Regions from separate parts of the Homo sapiens genome. Here region 2 is linked to region 1. The links are chromatin loops, found by intact Hi-C in ENCODE. Cell type or tissue: chondrocyte. All regions are shown on one strand. Region 1 holds the start of ST6GALNAC5 (ST6 N-acetylgalactosaminide alpha-2,6-sialyltransferase 5). Region 2 overlaps ST6GALNAC3 (ST6 N-acetylgalactosaminide alpha-2,6-sialyltransferase 3).

What was found. Peaks named below come from ENCODE experiments on the same cell type or tissue, not always from the same donor. Only the 100,000 strongest peaks of a DNase experiment are listed, where the experiment ranks them.
Region 2: a loop joins it to region 1, with 4 times the contacts of the local background. A loop is called at or near these places in 8 of 110 quality-filtered maps.

The regions. Positions count from the first base shown.
Region 1 is chr1:76,866,973-76,869,472 of GRCh38, reverse strand. ST6GALNAC5 (ST6 N-acetylgalactosaminide alpha-2,6-sialyltransferase 5) reads right to left here and starts at 1,993. Exons shown (of 5, transcript NM_030965.3): 1 at 1,783-1,993; 2 at 731-976. The coding sequence starts at 1,797. RefSeq lists an enhancer at 909-1,118. In chondrocyte, CTCF peaks have their summits at 986, 1,185 and 2,078 (motif pointing left); DNase peaks (open chromatin) are centred at 324, 892 and 1,572.
Region 2 is chr1:76,329,853-76,332,352 of GRCh38, reverse strand. The region is part of intron 2 of ST6GALNAC3 (ST6 N-acetylgalactosaminide alpha-2,6-sialyltransferase 3); the gene reads right to left. Among named protein-coding and RNA genes, the nearest start is that of ST6GALNAC3, 260 kb to the right of the region's middle. In chondrocyte, a CTCF peak has its summit at 1,162 (motif pointing left); no DNase peak of the experiment used is centred here.

The DNA of each region.
Region 1 (2,500 bases):
AACTTGATTAGGATTCTCCCAGAGGCTTCACACACTGAAACCAGATATTTATTATTCCAGGGAAAGGAGGCCCAATTTTAAAAAATTCATCTTATTAGTTATTAGCCACCCCATGCAGCAGCTTCCCGGAAGGCAGAGGAAGACAGGCTCACAATGATGAGTTTCAAACCAATGGAAGCTGAGTGTGTCCCTCAAGTCTTCCATGCCTGCCTGGGCACCACTCCCCAGGGCTGAGAGAATTCAGCCCAAAGCAATGCGCTGGAGAGATCAGAGGGGAACGCTGGATCCCGAGCAGTGGCCGCGGGCTGGCTGCGCTCACCCTCCGGTTCCGGGTCAGAGGAACGCTCAGGCTGGTACCCGCGCCAACCCCAGTTTCCTCCCACCAGGCAGCGACTCGGCGGCCAAACCCGAGGCTTCAGGAACCGGACCTCCATCCGCAGCTGCAATTCTGGGGATCAGGGAGTTCTAGTTCCAGGGCCGATTTCTGCTGGGAAATTAGGCTTTGGGGTCCACGCACCTCACCCCTATTTTCTACAAAACTTTGTGTCTTTCTCCAAATAAGAATTCATACCAAGTTGGAACTAGCCCACCCTACCCCAGCGGGTCCACTCCCCTCCAGCCTTCGAACGGCACCTACTCACAGCGCCTCCCAGCCCCGGGAAAGGGGGAAGGCTCAGGTGTGCGGGATCCCCAGGCTGAGTGGCGAGCGGGCTGGCGGGCATGCTGTCACCTTGTGGTCCGCCACTCCGAGGTATCCGTCCAGTGGCCGCGGTCCCGCGGGGACCCCGGGGCGCTGCTGGGTGCTGCTCTCCGCCGCCGGCTGCGAGCTGCCGGTGGCCGACGCCTGCTGCTGCTGTTGCTGCTGCTGCTGCTGCTGCTGCGGGGGCCGCTCCTTCTGGCCGCCGAGGCTGCTGTACACTAGCAACAAGCTGGTGCACATGGTGGTGAGCGCTAAACACACTGCCAGACCATGGCGCTGCGGGCGGGCGGGAGAGAGAAGAGGAGAGCGGCTGAGCGCAGACACCGGAGGAGCGCGCCCAGCGGGGACAACTGTGCGGTGGTCACTCTAGTGGGGGAGATTTGGGGCGGCCTGGGCCCCAGCCCCGCCGCACGCAACTGGGACAGAGAAAGCACCGTCCCCTAGCGTATCGCAAGGGATGCTCCGGGCGCGTCGCTGCTTTCGGCCGCCGCCGCCCAGATCTCTCGGTAGAGGGCAGGTGGTGTACGGCCCCGGGCTGAGGGAGGGAGCGCGCCGGGGCCGAGGACAGGGGTGGGTTTGCACTTTGGGGAAGGGCCCGTCTGGCGCAGCCACCCCAGCCAAGCTGCTGGAATTTTGAGTCCTTCACACCCCTCCTTTCCTGGGGCCCTGGATCCTTGCGATCCTTGCAAGTTTGAAATCTAAGAAAACGAAGAAAGTCTGCAAAGGTCCCCCCTCCCCGTCCCTCTTAGTTTTTGGCAGGCTGTTGCTTTTGGGCACCCCCATCCCTTGAGCAATCTGCCCACTCCTCCATCGCTCCTGCAGCTCTCCGCCACCCCCTCGGACCTCTCGCCGGAGATCTAGGAGGCGAGGCAACCCCGAGTTCCCATCCTGGCTCTGGGATTCCGAGCCAGGCAGAGCTGGAGAATCGGGAGGGAACGCGGAGCGGGTAGAAAGTTGTCCCTTTGTAACAGGCGACCTCGCGGCCCAGGGTTAGGCGTCTCGGAGTCTCCACGGTGCGTCCCGTGGACCCTGAGCCCGGGGATCCCCCTCTTTGCCCGGTGGAGTTGCCACAACTGACTCACCATCAGGGTCTTCATTTTGGGCACCTCTTTTGTGCAGAATCCTCAGGCTCGCGCGTCCGGGGCCACTTTTTCCTGGAGGGTTTCCATGATGGGTAATGGGGCGGAGGCGGCTCTGATTTTTGCCCAGCAGCCGGCCGCGGCAGATCGCGCGCGGGAGCCGCGGGACCCGGGAAGCGCGGCTGTTGCAGAGATTAGAGACAGAATTAAAACTGAACCGGACCCTCGTAGTCTCTCAGCGATCTACACAACTGCCGCCTGCCGCCGCCTGCTGGGTCCTAAAGACCTCTACATCCCCTTCCCCGCCCCCAAATAATAATCTTTTCAGTAGTGAAATTTCTGGGGAGAGAGAGTTAACCGAGCCAGTGTACCCACTTCTTGGTCCGCGGGCTTATTTATCTTTAAAGAAGTCATCAAGTAGTAAAGAAGGAGAACCTGATTGGATTCTGAACGTGATAGCCATGTGAAAATCTGCAACCTAAATTTTCTGTTTTGCGATGTTGATAAAAACAAATCAACCTCCCAAATGTCAATAACTCTATTTATAGCGTTTGCGTTTATGTACGTAGCATAGAGAAATACATGATGAAATTATTTTTCTTAAAAAATTATTTATTATTCCGTTTTTCAATTGCTCACTTTCTTATTTTCTCTTCTCTCTTAATTTTAATTTTACTTTATCAGATTCAGTTATTCTCATGCATTCTTTAGATAATATTTC
Region 2 (2,500 bases), 540 kb after region 1:
GAGAAAAATGAGATGACTGGAAAAAGAAAGTACATGGCATCTCACAACTTCAGTGAATAGAAACTAATAGGATACAGACTCCAGTTGTTGGCAGATTAGTGATGAAACCCCCAGAAGAACATTCTAGCAGGTTCAGCTCCCACAAGACATCTGAGCCAACTGTCTTGTTTTCCCTGGGGGGACTGCCACTGTCATTAACTCTGGTAAGCTCCATTAAAAACACTAAGTTGATGGAAGATACCCTGCCCACACTAATACACTGCCACAGAACTAACTCTGGGTAAGGAGAATTGTGAGTACAAAGAAATTTTTAACACTAATGACTTTAACAAATCTGACCTGATTAACAGGACGCCACAAACTGAAATCCTTGTGTTCCAATCAATCTTTCGAGAAACTTCACAAATGCACACTTGAGGGAGAAAAATTCATGAGATATTTTAGGCAGGTCTCTACATAGAAAGAGAGGAATAATCAAAAAAGACACAATACACTGGCAAGTAGGGTAATTATTGCTAGCAATTCTTGAGCTACTACTCTTTTGGCAAATAAATGCCTACATTTACATTAATATTTGTTTCCCATTAGAAGAGTTTTGACAGTTTTTCACAGAAAGACCTGCCCTCCTGAGACATAAGCTCATTAGAGCAAACTCTACCCTGATTAGCTGGAGGTGGTGAGGAAAACAGGGAGATGCAACAGTTCCATGGTAGGACCATTACGAGAATGAGAATCTGCAAGTAATTGGTGAAACAAATGATTGGTCAGATGAGGAACTGATGACAATCTATCCAGTATTTAAATAGGTAAGTTGCAGAGCACTTAGGCAATGATGGTTATGGACAAGAAGTAATGCTAATAAAGTAGCATTTAAGCAGGAAAGGTGGAGCAAAGGTTCTATTCAATCATTACTTAGATAGTTGAAAGATTAAGGAAGCATTTGGATGCTGGCACATCCACTAAGTGACTGTAAATAGGAATACATCTGGATATATTCCTCTGGACATTTGTTTATCTGATTAATTTTTCATTAAAGACAGCATAAGCTTCTCCTCATAAGCCATAGAAAGCAACCACTTCTTTCTCAGTATTTTTTTCCATTACTCATGAACAAATAATCTTTCTTAAGACATCAAACTATGCCGGTTGTTCATCTCCCCCTAGTGGTAGGGGGACACCACTGCATATCTGAGTGACTAAACATTCATTGGCCATCTCACCAGGATCGCATTCTAAAGAAATGGCAGTAGTCTTACATCATTATCACGAGTATGCTAGATATTGTCTACTGGTACCCAGTATTCATTTTTACCTTCCTCTATGCTCTTCTGCCATCTTACCCAGCAGAGGCTGGCAATCTAACACCTACATTTCCCAGACATTCTTGCCTCTATGGTCTTGGATACCACAGGCAAAAGGCTGTGGAATGCACTCTGAAGATTTGAAATACAAGAGGAGATGGGATCAATATTCCTGTAGCAATTATGTCTAAAGGGTGGCCTCTGTCAATTTTGAGGTTTTGCAGCATTTTCACTGACTAAGACACCAGATTTTGGATATGGAAAGACCGACACTTGCAGCAGCCTCCTGTAGTTATCTGACCTTGAATAAGTTACTTGACTTCCCTGTCCCTTAGATTATTCATTTCTAAATGGTGGAATAATAATAGTATCTATTACATAGGGTTGCTTTGAAGACTAAGTGGATATCTGGCAAGAAGATGTTGGCTATTACTGCTGCTGCATATAAACCACTTAGAAGAATGCCTAGCACACAGATGTCCTCCAGAACGGTTGGCTAAGATAATGATAATTTGAGACCAACAGTATATAGCTAGCACAGGAAGACATTTGATGTCAGAAGACAGAGGACAGCTGTGTGTCACTTAACAAATTACTTGGCCTGGCACGGGCTCACGCCTGTAATCCCAGCACTTTGGGAGGCTGAGGTAGGCGGATCATGAGGTGAGGAGTTTGATTTGACACCAGCCTCACCAACATGGTGAAACCCCATCTCTATTAAAAATACAAAAATTAGCCGGGCATGATGGTGTGCACCTGTAATCCTAGCTACTCAGGAGGCTGAGGCAGGAGAATCACTTGAACCTAGGAGGCAGAGGTTGCAGTGAGCTGAGATCACGCCACTGCACTCCAGCCTGGGCGACAGAGTGAGGCTCTGTCTCAAGAAAAAAAAAATTACTTAACCCTCCTGTGTTTATTTGTTTAATATTCTCCATTGTTGGGGAATATAGGCTGGGCATGGTGGCTTACGCTTGTAATCCCAACACTTTGGGAGGCAGGTGAATCAACTGAGGTCAGGAGTTTGAGACCAGCCTGACCAACATGGTGAAATCACGTCTCTAATGAAAATACAAAAATTAGCTGGGCATGGTGGTGCATGCCTGTAATCCCAGCTACTTGGGAGGCTGAGGCAGGAGAATCACCTGAACCTGGGAGATGGAGGTTGCAGTGAGCAGAGATTGCACCACTGTACTCCAGCC